2 separate regions of the Homo sapiens genome follow, and region 1 is linked to region 2. The links are chromatin loops, found by intact Hi-C in ENCODE. Cell type or tissue: ovary. All regions are shown on one strand. Links, peaks and the distances in the headings refer to the core of each region. The heading gives the core; the rest is flanking DNA.

What was found. Hi-C counts contacts between places; a loop is a spot of excess contacts. Peaks named below come from ENCODE experiments on the same cell type or tissue, not always from the same donor. Only the 100,000 strongest peaks of a DNase experiment are listed, where the experiment ranks them.
Region 1: it touches region 2 in a loop (5-fold over the local background); 61 of 110 quality-filtered maps call a loop at or near these places.

What each region holds. Positions count from the first base shown.
Region 1 is chr22:50,025,450-50,034,258 of GRCh38, forward strand. It overlaps TTLL8 (tubulin tyrosine ligase like 8), which reads right to left. Exons shown (of 14, transcript NM_001350317.3): 11 at 7,753-7,996; 12 at 6,237-6,660; 13 at 4,981-5,476. Among named protein-coding and RNA genes, the nearest start is that of IL17REL, 17 kb to the left of the region's middle. RefSeq lists silencers at 4,678-4,777, 4,798-4,867. In ovary, for the core only: a CTCF peak has its summit at 5,012 (motif pointing left); DNase peaks (open chromatin) are centred at 4,552, 4,662, 5,032, 5,500 and 3 weaker places.
Region 2 is chr22:49,764,270-49,773,078 of GRCh38, forward strand. No RefSeq gene overlaps it. Among named protein-coding and RNA genes, the nearest start is that of BRD1, 59 kb to the right of the region's middle. RefSeq lists an enhancer at 1-615 and a silencer at 7,112-7,406. In ovary, for the core only: no CTCF peak of the experiment used is centred there; DNase peaks (open chromatin) are centred at 117, 1,312, 3,302 and 4,782.

The sequences.
Region 1 (8,809 bases), core at 755-8,754, 260 kb after region 2:
CCCAACATGGTGAAACCCCGTCTCTACTAAAAATACAAAATTAGCTGGGCATGGTGGTGCGTGCCTGTAATCCCAGCTACTCGGGAGGCTGAGGCAGGAGAATCGCTTAGAACCCCAGAGGCTTAGGTTGCCGTGAGCCGAGATCGTGCGGTTGCACTCCAGCCTGGGCAACAGAGTGAGACCTTGTCTCAAAAATAAATAAATTAAATAAATATACAGAATCTATAAAAACCACTACAAGTAACTAACCAAAGGCAAGCAACCTAATTTTACAATAGGAAAAAGACTTAGTAAGGCATTTTGCAAAGCAAAATATCTGAAAGGCTAATGAACAAAGTGCTCAGCATGGCTAGTCACCTGAGAAACACGAATTAAAACCACGATGAGATATCCGTACACCTACCAGACTGGCTAAAAACACAGCCTGACAATACCCAGTGTTGACCAGGATGTGGGGCAACCAGGACTCTCACGTGGCAGGTGGGAGTGCAAAACGCCACAACCATATTGGAAATGGGAAGTTTCTTCTAAAGCAAAACCCAAGCATCCTTCATGACGTAGTGGTGCCACTCTTGGACACACAGCCAAGACAGACAAAGGCACATGTCCCCGTAAAGGCCAGAACAGGATGATCAGAGCAACTTCATTTATCACAGTCCTACAGTGGAAGCAAGGCAGCTGTCCGTCAGCAGGGGACCAGGCGGGCTCTGGCACATGTGTGCAATGCAGTACTGTTATCACCGACAAAGGGTGCACACTCGTCACACTGTACAGCCGCTGCACCTCAGAGTGCAGGGTCAGACACGGAAATACACCCGCCACTCTGCACAGCCGCCACCCTGCACAGCCGCCACCTCAGAGGGGAGGGTCAGACACAGAAATACGCCTGCCACTCTGCACAGCCACCACCTCAGAGTGGAGGGTCAGACACGGAAATACACCCGCCATTCTGCACCGCCGCCACCTCAGAGCGGAGGGTCAGACACGGAAATACGCCTGCCACTCTGCACAGCCACCACCTCAGAGTGGAGGGTCAGACACGGAAATACACCCGCCATTCTGCACCGCCGCCACCTCAGAGCGGAGGGTCAGACATGGAAGCGCAGACCGTGCCGCTCCACCTGTAAGACGTGCAGGGGCCACCAAAGGTAATTGATGATGATTTAAGTCCAATAGTGATGATCACCATTTGGAGAAGAGACTAGAAAAGGCAGGAGGCTCCGTGTGGCTGTGTGGGTATCACACATGTGACAATCCATCAAGCTGTGTCTACTTACGGTCTGTCCTCACTGTAGGTAAGTCATACCTTCACAAGACCGTTTGGAAAGAGATACTATTTACTAGGCAAGAAAAACCACCAAATGGCTAGAAAAACATCTAATGAATGACATGCCAGACTTGCCAGACCTTCTATCCTGAAAACCACTGAGGAAAGTCAAAGAACCCGGTTAAATGAACCAGATCTGGATCATGGTTGGAAAACTTTATTTAAAAAAAAAGTCGGCCAGGTGCGGTGGCTCACGCCTGTAATCCCAGCACTTAGGGAGGCCGAGGTGGGTGGATCACCTGAGGTCAGGAGTTCGAGATTAGCCTGACCAATATGATGAAACCCCATCTCTACTAAAAATACAAAAAAATTAGCTGGGCGTGGTGGTGCGCGCCTGTAGTCCCAGCTACTCAGGGGGCTGAGGCAGGAGAATCGCTTGAACCCAGGAGGTGGATGTTGCAGTGAGCTGAGATTGTGCCACTGCACTCCAGCCTGGGAGACAGAACGGGACTCCGTCTCAAAAAAAAAAAAAATCTGCTGGGCGTGGTGGCTCACGCCTGTAATCCCAACACTTTGGGAGGCCAAGGTGCGTGGATTGCCTGAGCTTAGGAGTTTCCAACCAGCCTGGCCAACATGGTGAAACTCTGTCTCTACTAAAATACAAAATATTAACTGGGCATGGTGGTGGGCGCCTGTGGTCCCAGCTACTCAGGAGGCTGAGGCAGGAGAATTGCTTGAACCCGGGATATGGAGGTTGCAGTGAGCCAAGATCGAGCCACTGCACTCCAGCCTGGGCAACAGAATGAGACTCCGTCTCAAAAAAAAAAAAAAAAAAGGATGTCCGTTCTCCCCAAGATCTGCAGATTCAAGGTGATCCCAGTCAAAGTCCCAGCAGTTTGCTGTTCTTAAGCCAACAAGCTCCAAGGGCCAGCACGCACTTCCTGTCCTGCTGGCCGGACTGGGCCTGGTGACCCTGTCGCCGCAGGCCTTTTGCAGCACAGGCTCTGAGAGCAACGGTGCGGTTGCCTGACTGTCACGGAACAAACACACACCAGGCGAGCACTAGCCTGAGGCCGAGGGGCACATGGAGCTGGCCTGAGCCCAGCCAGGAGTCTGGAAGCAAGCCCAGCTCCTCCCGGCCGTGCCCTCGAGGGCCTGACCGCGAAACGCTCGTACGCACGGGTTGGAGTTGTTTGCCACGCGTGGCAACTGCGGCAGGAACCTGACTCACGCACGGACGCCAGCACCCACAAGTGAGAGGCGCCTCAGACACGTGGTGTCGGCTTTGGAAGCAGCTGGTGGGTGGTGAGGAAATGTCACAGCTCTGGAAAGACAGAGGCCTCTGTAAGGTGGTGTCAAAATGCCAGGTTGAATCAACAGTCATCTGCGGGGACTCTGAAGGCAGGCAATCCGCCCAGTGAACTGGCAGCACCGGGCAGGAGGGTCTGGAGGGAGAACCCTGGTGGCATGGCTGGTGTGTGAGGATCAAAGGCAGAGGAGATCTTTCCTCTTCAGCATGGTAATTTGGCACTGGGCTAAGCCTCCAGCTGCCTCCCGCTGGTGACCTGGTAAAGGGGAACATAAACTCCTTTGGTCGGCAACATTGCTTACGGCAACACTGCCCTGTGGCAGGCAGACCACGTGGGGACTGGGGAGTCATTGGTGTCTGGGAGGCCACGTCACTGGCCTTCCTGAGTGATCCCCACACCTGGGAATGTGCCCTGCGGGCCATAGCCGCGGGATTGCTGCAGGAGGAACTTCGCCTCCCGTGGGGCAAGAGGCATCTCCGTGAGTGGGTCCCAGCCCCTGAATCGCAGTGGGAATCAGGGAGGCGGCAACACCTGCGTGCCGTCATAAAGACCCCCACCATGCCCTCGTAAAGACCCCCATCACACCGTCCTGAAGACCCCCACATACCCTCGTAAAGACCCCATCACACCATCCTAAAGACCCCCACACACACTCGTAAAGACCCCATCACACCATCCTGAAGACCCCACACACCCTCGTAAAGACCCCATCACACCGTCCTAAAGACCCCCACATACCCTCGTAAAGACCCCATCACACCGTCCTGAAGACCCCACACACCCTCGTAAAGACCCCCATCACGCTGTCCTAAAGACCCCCACATACCCTCGTAAAGACCCCCATCACACCATCCTAAAGACCCCACATACCCTCGTAAAGACCCCCATCACACCGTCCTGAAGACCCCCACACACCCTCGTAAAGACCCCATCACACCGTCCTGAAGACCCCCACACACACTCGTAAAGACCCCATCACACCATCCTGAAGACCCCACACACCCTCGTAAAGACCCCATCACACCGTCCTGAAGACCCCACACACACTCGTAAAGACCCCATCACACCATCCTGAAGACCCCACACACCCTCGTAAAGACCCCATCACACCGTCCTGAAGACCCCACACACCCTCGTAAAGACCCCATCACACCGTCCTGAAGACCCCACACACCCTCGTAAAGACCCCATCACACCGTCCTGAAGACCCCACACACCCTCGTAAAGACCCCATCACACCATCCTGAAGACCCCACACACCCTCGTAAAGACCCCATCACACCATCCTGAAGACCCCACACACCCTCGTAAAGACCCCATCACACCGTCCTAAAGACCCCCACACACCCTCGTAAAGACCCCATCACACCATCCTGAAGACCCCACACACACTCGTAAAGACCCCATCACACCGTCCTAAAGACCCCCCCTATTGCCGGGCGCGGTGGCTCACGCCTGTAATCCCAGCACCTTGGGAGGCTGAGGCGGCGGATCACGAGGTCAGGAGGTGGAGACCATCCTGACTAACACGGTGAAACCCCATCTCTACTAAAAATTAGCCGGGCGCGGTGGCGGGCGCCTGTGGTCCCAGCTACTCGGGAGGCTGAGGCAGGAGAATGGCGCGAACCCGGGAGGCGGAGGCTGCAGTGAGCCGAGATCGCGCCACGGCACTTCAGCCTCAGCAACAGAGCAAGACTCTGTCTCAAAAAAACAAAAAAAACAAGACCCTCTCGTCATGCTGCCTAAAGACCCCCACCACGCCCTCGCGAGGACCCCCCACCGCGCCGTCCTGAAGACCCCCACGCGGGAGGAACGGCTGATGCTGCCCTGCTGGTCAGCCGCGCCCCTGCCCCACGTCCTTCTCCGCGACTCTGAGGCCAAGAGCAGCCTGTGGCAGCCCCTGAAGTCTGAACGTGTGGCCGAGGCTCGGAAGAGCCCGATGGGGGCCGGGCGTGGTGGCTCAGGCCTGTCACCTCAGCCTCCAGAGCCTTCAGAAAACCGCACGCCAAAGCCCCGCGGTCACTTTGGCCCCTCGCTCGGCCAGGGAGCTTGGTGCTGTTCACGGCGCTGTTCAAGGTCCTAACTCAAATCCTCCGACCCGCGCCACACCCCAGAGGTATGGGGACAAAGGCGTCACCCGCCAGGTTCTACAGAGGGGACCCCACCATCCACCTGGCCGGCACTCCCACGCCCCCCACCCCGAGACCCCCGTGCCGGGCTGGGACAGGTGCCCCAACCCCGCTCCCCGGCTCCCGCCGGCGCCTCCGTCAGGGGACACCCCGGGCCCCAGCACCGAAGCCTGCCCTGCGCCCCGCTCTGGAGGATGCAGCGGCTGCTGGCGAGGGTTGGGGATGCAGCAGGCGGCCCCCAAGCCCACAGCGCACCGCCGGCGGCGCAGGTTACCTTTTCCTCCGGGCGGCGGACGCAGCGCGCCCTCTGCTGTCTTCAGGCCCCGCAGCACAGGCTCCAGCGGGTGCGCATTTAGCTGGTTTGGATCCCAGCTTTTGGCGGGCTGGGCTACGGGGACACCGGTGTTTGGGGCCTGACTGTCCACGTGGCGACAGGGGCAGGCCGGGAGCTCCACCTTCCCAGCAGCTTTGGTGCGGGTGGGCTGTGCGGCTCCACCGCTCTCGGCTGCCCCCCTTAAGGGTGCCAGCAAGGCCAGGGGGAGCCCCTTCTCTTCCTTCAGTCCCAAGTCCCGCTGGAGAGCTGGTGATGGGGGTCCCTGGGCAGGGTCTGGCATGGCCGAGGGGCCCCGTGCCTTCAGCGGCTGCGCGTCCAACAGCGAGGCCGAGGCCTTGAGGTTGCAGACGGGCAGCACCTGCCTCCTGGCTCTCCTCACACTGACGCCCGCCACGCAGAGGTCGGACCCGCTGAATGGGGGCGGCTCAACCACCGGCTGTGGGGAAGGAACAGGTTGGGGTGCTGGGCTGTGGCCGGGATAGGGGGGGTCCCTGCAGGAGGGGTCTGTGCAGGAGGGGCTGGTCGGGGCACAGACCCCCACCTGACTCAGGAGTGAACAGTGAACACCTGGGGTCCCACGCAGACCCCCAGGAGGCCCCCAGGCTCTGGAGAACCTGCGGGGAACCAAGGCTTCCTGAGGCTTGGGGGTCAGCCTGGGGGGCCCCACACCCAGGGACTCAGCTGCTCTTTTCCCGAGTTTAGCCACAGAGAGGCCGCAAGAGAGAGGCATTGGCCACGCTTCCCAATGACTCCAGCACATCCGCAGGCACAGGGAGGCCCGCGAAAGATCCTCAGAGTGGAGGAGGCACTGCAGGCCAAGGCAAAGGAGCAGCATAGGTGGCCTGGAGGCTGCGGGCATGGAGCCCCCACCTCTAACCACAGTCAGGACTGGGTGAGGCTGGGAACAAGAGGGAGGAAAGCTGGACAGAGGCACTGAGCCTGAGTGAGCGGGGCCGCTCCGCCCGCACGCCTGGAGTAGCCCCTTCCTCGGTGCCGACGAGGCACTGAGCCCCATGGGAGAGCAGGGCAGGCCTGGGCCCTCAGCGGGACCGAGCATGGTCACAGAGCAGGATCGGTGTCCTCCATAGACCCCGCTGCACTGGCGGCCTGCAGCTCCACCCTCGCCCAGTGACCAGGTGGCAAAGCATCCACATGGCGGGCGGCCACCAAAGTCCCCAGGGGCGGGCGTGGCTCACCTGCCTCCACAGGAGCTCGAAGTTGCCGATGTCACAGCTGCGGTCCACGGCCACCTTGATGGTGTCCTCCTGCACCTGTGCACACAGCTGGGCCGTGACCGGCGTGGACGGGTGCATGGTGGGGCTGGAATTGATCTCGATCAGCCAGGGCCTGAAGTCCCTCCCAAGGACGAAGTCAGCCCCGTAGAGCTCAAAGCTGTTCTTGCGAGGCTCCACGTGGTCCTGGGCCACCTTCATGGCGTGGGCGATGGCCTTCTTCATGGACGGGTAGATGACGCTGCCCCACACGGCGCCACGGCCCTGGCGCTGCAGGTACTCCTGGAACCTGGTGCTGGTCCACATGTTGTGTGCGGGCAGCAGGGGGCTGCGGCCCACATCATTCTTCAGGTACTTCTGGACGGCGTTGTTGCACAGGTGGATGGCGCTGCAGGGGGGACGAGGGGCAGGTGCTCAGCCTCCCTTGGCCCAGGAGGGCACCCAAGGCCGGTCCTCCCAGCCGTGCTGAGCCCACCCAGCTGGCTCTAGAGAACCCTGCCCCTGAGGACTCCAACCCTCTGCTGGAGGGGCCCAGCTGGGATGAGCGTTACTGTCCCAGATGGAGAAACAGGGCTCAGAGAGGCCATGGGATTGGCCAGGCGCACAGCTCACAGCTGGAGGCCCAGAAATGGGCGCTGGCAGGGGGCCCTGGCTTCTCACTGCCCTGCCTGGGAGCTGCTTTTGCACAGGTGAGTTCCTGGACCCCCTCCAGGCCCACTTGACCAGAGGCAGTGAGCAGGTGAGGGTCGTAGCCCCTGGCCAGCTCCTCCCAGGCCTCTTCTGGGTGTGACTTCGAGCATGACCCACCAGGCATGACCGCAGCCGCTCGCCTGGGCCGGAGTTAACTCCCCTGCAAGGTCTGTGTCGCGTGACTCTCAGGCCTCCCTGGATTCTCACTCGTAAAAAGCAGACCCCCTTCCTGCCCAGCCGTCAGGTCCCCTAGCGCCTCACACCAAGCAAGGGCCACACAATAGTCAGAGGAAGCCTTGGTGCAGACAGAGGGTGGCAGGCGTCGCTGTGTGCACAGCACACTCCTGAGGACTCCACAGGCTCTCGCCCTCCTGCCCACGCGGGGACCCGGGTGAGGTGGGGGTCCATCCACCCTGGGCAGCACACTTGCGGATATCTGAGCCTCCACCAGGCACCCCACAGGCCGCCTCCCCTGCGCCAGGGCCCAGGTGCTGCCCACACCATTCCAATCCCCCTGGGCACAGGCAAAATGGTGCCTTTTAAGATTTTCCAGAGATGATGCACAGAGCGTGGGGTGTAGGGCGCTGGCTTTGAAGGCCGGTGGGCCTGGGCCTGTCCCTCGGGGAGATCATCAGCCTCCCAAGCCTCAGTTTCCCCATCTGTGCCTCTCGTGGTGGCAGGTGGCAGTGAGGGGGCCCTGCCCGTGCTGCTTCTCACTGCGGCTGCTCCAGGCATGCAGGCAGCAGCCCATTCCCTGGCCCGAGGTGTCCAGGTCGCCCACCGCACTGACCTGTCCAGCTTGTCCAGGGAGAAGCGCTGAGTTGAGAACCGCAAGTAACTCTCCTTGTAGAACCAGATGGTCAGGGGGTTCCAGTCCGTGACGAGGAACCACTGTCTGATGTCGAACTTGGTGTCACAGATGAGCAGCGGCGTCTCGATGTACTTCTGGACCACCCACTTGTTGTCCCTGGAAAGAGGGTGGTCTGCAGCTGCCAGCTCCAGGATCTCCTCCACACGGTCCATGCACACTATGTCTGCAAGAGGCCACCGCTCAACCCAGCATGCACAGCCACTGTGCAGCGGGACCTGAGCTCCTGAGCCCTGGGGCAGGGTCGCAGCTTGGCCCTGAGACCTGCACTGGCTTTGTCCAAGGCCAGCAGGCAGCATGGTTGGTGGGGGCGATGGGGGAGCAGGGAAGGCTTAGCGCTCATGGATGAGGCTAAAGCCAGTGCCTGAGTCCCCCAGGCTCTCCCCCAACAGAACCAGCCTCTGAGACCCCAGAGGGGACACAGAGATCAGTGAAGGGGCAGGGACAGAGACACTTTTAAAAGGGAGCCAGGAGGATGGGCATGGTGGCTTATGCCTGTAATCCCAGCACTTTGGGAGGCCGAGGCAGGTGAATCACTTGAGGTCGGGAGTTCAAGACCAGCCTGGCCAACATGGTGAAACTCCATCTCTACTAAAAATACAAAAAATTAGCCGGGTGTGGTGGGCGCCTGTAGTCCCAGCTACTTGGGAGGCTAAGGCAGGAGAATTGCTTAAACCTGGAAGGTGGAGGTTGCAGTGAGGCAAGATTGCGCCACTGCACTTCAGCCTGGGCAACAAGAGTGAAACTCCGTTTCAAAAAACTAAAAATAAAATAATAAAAATAAAAAACTAAAAAGGAAAGCATAGACCAGTTTGTGAATACAAAGGAGGAAATCCTGATTAACCCATCAACCCGGATCCTGCCCTGTGATCGGAACACATGCTGTGAAGACGCCTCCAGCTCTGCTCCAGCGCCTGAGTCCTGACCCCCACGCCTGCCTCGGCGTTCTGCTCCCTCCCTTCCTTCCCTGTGGTGCTGT
Region 2 (8,809 bases), core at 36-8,035:
GGACCTGCTGCTCCACAGAACCCGACGGAAAGCTCGAGGAAGGCCGAGCTTCGGGGGTCACAGGCCGGATGCCGGAGCTGCTCCATGGGTGGTGCCCGAGGGAGCCCTGGGAGGAGCCGTCAGCCCAGGCAGTGGGTGGAGACGGGCTCTGCCTTCTGCCTTCACCAGCTCCGCCCAGCTCCCGGGTCACCCACCACAGCCCCGCCAGAGCAGGCAGACGTGCAGATGCCAAGGCAGACGTGCAGATGCCAAGCCGCACTTGCTCACTAAACTCACGTCCTCGCTACAACGTAGTTGTCGAGTAAATGCTCTCCATGGATTAAAAATATAAGCAGAGATGGCCGGGCGCGGTGGCTCACGCCTGTAATCCCAGCACTTTGGGAGGCCGAGGCGGGCGGGTCACGAGGTCAGGAGATCGAGACCATCCTGGCTAACACGGTGAAACCCCGTCTCTACTAAAAATACCAAAAAATTAGCCAGGCGTGGTGGGGGCGCCTGTAGTCCCAGCTACTCGGGAGGCTGAGGCAGGAGAATGGCGTGAACCCGGGAGGCGGAGGTTGCAGTGAGCCAAGATCACACCACTGCACTCCAGCCTGGGCGACGGAGCGAGACTCCGCCTCAAAAAAAAAAAAAAAAAAAAAAAAATATATATATATATATATATATATATATGTAGAGACATGAATGCCGATTCTTATGATGCTTATTTATTCATGAAACCAATGGCTTACCTGCCAGAAATTCAGTCCCTGGGTTGACACCAAACCCAACTGTTGGCTTTTCCTGCTGAATGGAGGGGCTGGGAGAAGCCGCCTCCAGCTGGCAGCCTCAGACCTGTGTCTACCTGGCAGGCCCCCACCCAGGTGGGGACAGGCCACCAGGCGGGAGTCACTGGGGCACTGCTGGGGCTCAGGACACTTGCAGGATGAGTGAAGGAGGAGGAGAGGGAGGAAGACAGAGAGGACCACCTCGGCCACTCTGACCTTGCCTCCTGGCCATGCCTGGGTTCTCAGAGGCAGGAGCTGGGGGGCTGCAGGGCTGGGGGCCACAACGACTCTCCAGCTGCTGTCACCCTCCCTGGCAATGAACCCCAAAGCCCCCACCTCCCCACCGCGGGTGCCAGACACAGGCCTGGTGCAGGTTCCACGTTATCCATGTCAGTGTTTCCCACGCAGGGCCAAGAATTACCAGGACCCTGCTATCATGGCCCAGCAGCATCCGTCAGCCACCACTCACCTCGTTCTGGCTCCAGCTACTCGTGCCAGGGTGGGGAGAAGCCCGGGAAGCCAGCTCCCCACGAGCCCCTGGCTCAGCCTCACAGCCTGACTGCATCATCCGAGCCCTTGGCCCTGGCCTGCCCTGACCCTCCTGTCCCCAGGCCCGTTTCCAACCTCCAGTATCTGCAAACAGAAAAGGACAGTGCCCCGCCCAGGGGCTTCCCTTACAGCCCCTGCGGGGAGTGAGGCCGCCCCACTGCAGGTGGGCCTGTAGCAGCTGCACCTGAGGCAGGGCTGGCAGCCCCTGTGGGGAGGGAGGCCGCCCCACTGCAGGTGGGCCTGTAGCAGCTGCACCTGAGGCAGGGCTGGCAGCCCCTGTGGGGAGGGAGGCCGCCCCACTGCAGGTGGGCCTGTAGCAGCTGCACCTGAGGCAGGGCTGGCGGCTCCTGTGGGGAGTGTGGCCGCCCCACTGCAGGTGGGCCTGTAGCAGCTGCACCTGAGCCCGGGCTGGTGGCCCCTGTGGGGAGGGAGGCCGCCCCACTGCAGGTGGGCCTGTAGCAGCTGCACCTGAGGCAGGGTTGGGAGGAAATGGCCACCCGGGTCAGCCAAGTCAGATGGGAGCGGGATGGGGAGGAGCCCAGTGGGCCTGGGGCCTGCAGCCACCCCCACAGCAGCACACCCAGGGCAGGGTGCATGGGGACCCCAGGCCCTCAGGAGAGAGCTGGACCTGAGTCCATAGCGGGCACGGGAACCAAACCAACCGGGCTGCTGGACAGGTGCCTTCCAGCCCCGCTGACCAGCCCTGTGGCCAAACGGACGTCAAAGCAAGAGTGCCGCGCATCCCCCAGGAGCCAGAGTGGGAGGCTGGCACAGCCTCCTCGGGCAGGTGTGGGCAGGTGGCCCCGACCTCTACAAGGTCATGCATTTTTTTTTTTTAGTCTAATTAAAGATTGGTCAATTTTGTTTATCTTTTCAAAAAACTAACCTTTTGTTTTGTTGATTCTTTGTATTGTTTTCTAGTCTCTATTTTGTTTAGTTCTATTCTGATCTTTATTATTTCCTTCCTTCTATTAATTTGGGGTTTGGCTCATTCTTGCTTTTCAGTTTCTTCGAGGTGCACTGTTAGGTTGTTTACTTGAAGTCTTTCTATCTTTATATATGTAAAGTGTATCTCTTTATCTATCTATCTATGTAGATAGATAGATAGATACAAAGAGACAGGGACTTGCTCTGTCACACAGGCTGGAGTGCAGCGGTACAATCGTGGCTACCTGCAGCCTCGACCTCCTGGGCTCAGGTGCTCCTCCCCACTTAGCCTCCCAAATAGCCAGGACCACAGACACACACCACCACACCCAGCTAATTTTTGTATTTTTAATATAGATGGAGTTTCATTATGTTGGCCAGGCTGGTCTTGAACTCCTGACCTCGTGATCCACCCACCTCGGCCTCCCAAACTGCTGGGATTACAGGCATGAGCCACCGTGCCCGGCCCTGACTGTGTCTTTTCCAATAGCCTGTCTTTGAGCTCATTGATTCCTTCCTCTGCTTGACCCATTCTGCTGTTAAGAGCCTCTATCAATTTTCCAGTTCAGCAGATGTTTTTCTCACTTCCAATATTTCTGTTTGATTTTTTAATTTCAATATCTTTGTTAAAATTCTCTGATAAGTTTCTGAATTGATTTTCTGGGTTATCTTGGAGATCGCTGAGTTTCCCTACAACTGCTATTTTGGATTCTTGATCAGAGGCTCACATGTGGCCATCTCATTAGTCACTGGTTCCTTGCTTTGTCCCTTTGAGTGGTTCACAGTTCCCCGTTTGCTTGTTTCTTGTGAATGCACATCTGCGTCTTTGCATTGAAGGATTAGTTATTTATTCCAGTCTTCTCTGTCTGGCTTGTTTTGGTTTTTACTGGGTATGTTTGCTTAGAGACTCTTTGCCATGTACCTGTTGAATTTTTTTTCTGCTAGGTTGCTGCCTCCTTCTTCGGCACTAGAGGGCAACATAAGTCCAGGTTTTCCTCAGCTCCAATAAAGGATCAGAGTGGGGCTTCCCGTCCCAAATGGGGAAGGTCCCACAGGGGATAGCCCGGCAGTGTGGGAAGACTGGCTGGCGGTCCATGCCCAGGGAACCTATGGACTGTGCCTCCTACCATGTAGCTGAACAGCCTGACTTGGTGCCTCCTTTGGCTGCATTACAGGGCAGTTTTTAGAGCTGGAGATGCTAGTCCCACCTCTTCCCTTTGTCTCTGGCTGGCCTCAGGGATATTTCTCCTTTAAGCATTCTGAATGCTTCCCTTGGGTTGAAGCAGAACAAGTCTCCTGCCAGGGAGCCCAAGATACTGGGAAGCTGGTAGTCCACCTTGATCTCATTTTTCCAGTGCAGAAGCCATGAGTCAGGGGAGATTTGCCCACACTTGGTGCAGGTAGACTGGGGGAAGGGACATCATAGATATAGAATTCCAGTTCTCTTACTGCTTGCTCAGAGTTTATTCACTTCTCTGTGGCCCTGGGGACTGTCTCATCCTCGTATTTGAGTTCTGGGATGTTGCTGGAGATAATCTTGGTGCTGAATATTTGTTTTGGATTTTCTGTGGCAAAGAGTGAAGCCAGCTTGCTTCTATGCTGCCATCTTGGAACTAGCCATCTCCTCAATTCTTTTTTCATTTGCTTTTAATTATAGGTGATAATAACAAGTGAACTCCATAAACCAGCAGGCGCCACGTGTGGGTGCATTTGCCACATATTGATCCTCCAAGGTGGGGGTTGGCTAACCCACCCTGGGCTCTACTCCCCACCCCCCACCTGGCTCGCCCGTGGGGGCGCCATGGGAGGCCGGTTGCTGAGCCCCAGAACCTGGCTGTCCTCACCTGTAGGACAGGATGGGGTGGGGAGTCAGAGGAGGCAGGGAGGAAGTAGAGGGTCTTGGTGCTTCAGACTGGGAGTCCCCACAGCTGAGCTGATGTTAAAACTCTGGGGCGAGAGATCAACAAGAGATGTGCTTCATTTGCAACGGGAGAAACTGTAATGAGATGAGGTAGAGCTGCACTAAGAGTCAGTGAGCAGACATTGTAAGTGAATGCTAATGTCATGAAATATCCACGCAGGAGGGGTCCTAGCTCCGCAGAGCCGTTGCCGGCCTGGTCAAGGGCCAAGCTCACGTGCAGGCCCCCTCCAGGGAGTCCAGGCTTCTTACTGCGTCGCTGAGTCTGGCTGCCCCAGCCCCAGGGCTCCCAGAAGCCCCCACTCACACAGTGGAGTACGCACCCCACCATGCCCCCTGGAGGGGGGACTTTGGCTAGGTCCCGAGAGTGGGGGGGCAGGGGGACCTCTGGGCACTTCACTTTGGACACTCATTATACTGAAATATGCATAGAATTTGGCCGTAATCTTCTGCTTTCCATGAGAACAATGTGATTTTTGTAAACTAGCAGAGGCCTTCTCTCCTACTTGTGGTGTGGGGGTCATTTTTGGGATCCTCCAGCCTTTGCACATTGCTCCCAGCCCCCACTCCCCGGCATCCACAGGCCCTCGAAGCTCACAGAGATGGAACAGCTGTGCTGCCCGGCGCCTGGCCTTCGGCCCAGCCAAGCCTTGCTGCCCTGAAGTGAGCCCAGCAGAGGGAACAGGATGACAGCCTCCAGCTCTGGCCACAGACACCGCCTGACCGGCTGTCATCTCCAGGTGGACAGGAAGACACTCTGACAGCCTCCAGCTCCGGCCACAGACACCGCCTGACCGGCTCTCATCTCCAGGTAGACAGGAAGACACTCTGAGTCCCTCTCAGAGCCATCCCTCAGAAGGGGGAGCACTGGGGGAGGGGGGAGGAGGCCCCTGAGGGCCACCGTGGTACTCCACCGACCTCCCTTCCTCCAGATGCTCACAGGACTCAGTGCCACGGCCCAGCCTGGGGGTGAGCGCTCGGCCATCAGGTGGGGCCCCTCACCCCTCGCTCCTCCCCAGCAACTTCTTCAGTGCAGTGGGCACCCAGAGGACAGGGCCTGTGAGGCCAGGGGTCACTGTCCACAAGACCGCAGGGCTGGACCGAGGCTCTGTGGGGATGGAGATGGTGATGGCGCACAGAGGAGGCTCAGAGGTAGCACTGACCGGGCATGGGGACAGGCCGGGGGGTCAGGGACGAGACCCGAGGGGACCCCCACCCTGAGAGAGCCTCAGGGGAGGGGCGCATCTGTAGGAAGGGGCTGCAGGGCCTCCCACCCCCTGTGCTCGCAGTCCAAGCACAACCTGGGTGCTCAGAGCCTGGGCCCAAAGGATTTGGAGCCCGAGTGGGTCTCTAGGGGATGGAGTGAGCAACACAGATTTGGGCTGGACCTCCTGGGGGTCTGACTGAGGGTCTTCACTCCCTACCTGCTGCCCCTGGTTCCTGCCACCCCCATGTGGCCCAAGGCAGGGCCCACCCACAGCGAAGGGGACCTGGGGCTCAGCTCCTCACTGCATTCTCCCTGCAGCCCCTGTCCTCTCCCCGTGTGACTAAGGGGCTCTCCCCACCTGGCTGAACCCCCAGCTCCCTAAGCCTCACGTTTCTGCCCTCCCTTTCTTGCCCGCACTGCCAGACACATGACTGTTTCCTCCTCCCCTGAAGTCAGGCAGGAATAACCTCCCCAAACCAGAGGGACTCCCCGGCCGGTGACAGAACCGGCCAGGGACAGGAGTGGTCCGGGGGCCAGCCCAGGGCTCGGCGGCAGCTTGGCAGGGGCTTGAGACCCGGAAAAATGGACTCCGACACTATCCAGGAGGACCCCCCAAAAATGTCCACAGCATTACACACTGACGGACACTTTGGAATCATCCCAGCCTCTCCGAGCAGCCCGTCCTCCTGCATACAAGGCCCACCACAGCCTCAGAAATGGGAAAGACAGATCGGCTTTCCCAAACTGCTCACGCCCCAAGCTAGGAAGGAGCAGCTCAACTTTGAGCCAATTTCACAAGCAAACAGTGCTGGTTTTAGGGAAGGACGAGCCGGACTCCATGCAACAACCCTGCACAGCTGGGTGGGCAGCTGCACCCAGGAGGAGTGGGTGCAGGGGACGAGGCCAGCTGGACACACCTGAGCGGGAAGCTAGGATCCCACGCTGGATACGGAGCCCCCTGCCTGAACCCCCTGCCTGAACCCCACCAGCCAGTCATCGTGTAGACTCCAGACCCCCCACCAGCCAGTCAACCCAGGGAGGTGAGCATGACTCAGTGGGCGCCCCCACAGTGGGTGGGCTTCGCTAGGGCACAGCCTGGAACCGAGGGAAATTGGATTGCTCTGCACTCTATTTTGAAGACCTTTTCACATCGGCGTACTAAGTTCCTCCTCATTCTTTTTAACCCAACTGCCACAGGTTTTTCAGCCAAGACAGGGCGGAGTGGTGTCAGTCAGAACAGGAGGCCACACTGTGAACTTGGTTCCCAAACATGAAACCCTGGCGGCTTCCTGCCCTGAGTGCTCTGGGTCTCAGCTGCCGACGCCGAGGCGCTCCTCCGGGGGCTGGGAGGGCCCGGGGTCCTAGCAAGGTAGGGAGGCTGCGGGGAAGTCAGTGGGGTGCGGGTGGTGTGGACACCTCCCCATCCCCAGCCGGCTCCGGTCCCGGTGGCCTTGGGCCAGAACGGATCTGCTCATGAGGTGGGCACCAGCCCCGTGGGCTCAGGGAGATGTCAAAGGCTCTGGTTTTGGGGGAAAAGGTAGGGAACCTCTTGCTCCCTCCTGGTTCTGAAAAGCCAAGACGCACCAACTCCCCGAACCAACACGCCCACCCTCCCCACGCTCAAGCCGAGCGCACCGCCCTGGAGTAAGGAGGACCGCGGCGAGGGCGCGCCCTGGGAGACAGAACCCTGGAGAGCGCACGACCTGGACGGCGGGCGAGGCCAGGATCCGCGTCTGAGCCGCTGGGAACCCATGAGCCCCGTCCATGGAGTTGAGGAAGGGGGTTCGCCCCACGGGGTGGGCGCCCTCTACACAGCGCGCTTCCTCTTCTCTCGTTAGCGCCGCGGGACCAGCCTCTGGTTCTGCACCTCGCGCTCTGGGAGCAGCGCCCGGCTTTGGCGAGCGCTTCCCCGGGGCTGCCCAGCCTCTGCTCCGCTCGCCCCGCCAGGCCCGGCTCCGCGAAGCCCCCAGGGTCCAGTCCAAGGCCCCGATTCCCCAAGGCCAGGGCCCCGGGGCAGCATTGGAACAGGGCGCGGACGCCAGTCCTCCGAGCATGGAGTAACTGCAGCTTTTGAGAAAAGAAAGCGGACCCCACCCCATCGAGAACGCGGCGCCTTGTTTAGGGACGTTCCTGGGCCGTCACGGAGTGTCGCCGGCTCCTCGGCCCCTCCCTCCTCCAAGCCCCCACCCCCGACAGCGGCCTCCCTGGGGACCTCCCCTCGGGCTGCGCTTTCAGCCCAAACACAGGGAGGTCTTCCAGGAGCCTGCCCAGTCCCCACAGCAGCCCAGAGACCCCCACTCCCACCTGTACCTGCCAAGCCTTCAGAGAGGGCGGCCTGGACATGCCCCGCACGGGAGGAGCCCCGCCTCAGCACCCCTGCAAGTGGCAGCAACCCAGAACACCCGTGAGAGGCCTCTGAGCAGCCCAGGAAGTGGCTGGAAGACGCATAGGCAGCTCACTCCTCTGTAAGAGCAAGGACCGGAGAACACATGCTGACCCCTGCTTTTGCAGAGGGGCGATGCTTCAGGACAGGCGCGCTCAGCAGGTGTCCATCTTATTTCACACCTTTGTGTTTATATCATCTTATTTTGCATTTTATGTCTAATTAACAATATGCAGCTGGCCAGGCGCAGTGGCTCAAGCCTCTAATCCCAGCACTTTGGGAGGCCGAGGCAGGTGTATCACTTGAGGGCAGGAGTTCGGGACCGGCCTGGGCAACATAGCAAAACCCCATTGCTAATAAAAATACAAAAATTAGCCAGCCATGGTGGCGGGCACCTGCAGTCCCAGCTACTCCGGAAGCTGAAGCAGGAGAATCACTTGAACCCAGGAGGCGGAGGTGGCAGTGAGCTATCAAGCCATTACACTCCAGCCTGGGCAACAGAGAAAGACTGTCTCAAAAAAAAATTAATACGCAGCAGAATATTATGTGGTCAGCCCAAGCAGTCCCCCCCACTCAGCCCTCTGTCCCTACAGCTCCAGGCACTCCCCCAGCCCCTCCCCTGGACAAGAGGTAATGCCCAGAGGGTGAAAATCCACCAAGGTTAAGCCAGAAACAAAAAGCTCAAAGCTTCGGCATCTCCCTCCGCTCAGACCCTTAGAGCAGATTCCTCTCATCGACAGCACGATCAGGCTGTGGGTGGCAGAGAAGGGGTGCAAACTGCACCCGCCATTAGCTGGGCTTCTCGGTGGTAGCCCTGAGTGCTCCACGGCCTGTCCCCACCTGGCTCCTGCACCCGCTTCCTTTCTGCGTGGGCTTCCTTTCTGCGTGGGCGGTGAGTGATCCTGGGGGCCACCAGCTGCTCGTGGTGGGGAGGGGCCTGCCGGGCGGGGCTGGCTGTGGGAAGGAGAGCCACGACAGATAGGAAGCACCTGCCAGATGCAGGACAGCAACTATCTAAGGAAGACTTGATTTCCAAGTTTCTATGGAGATGTTACAAA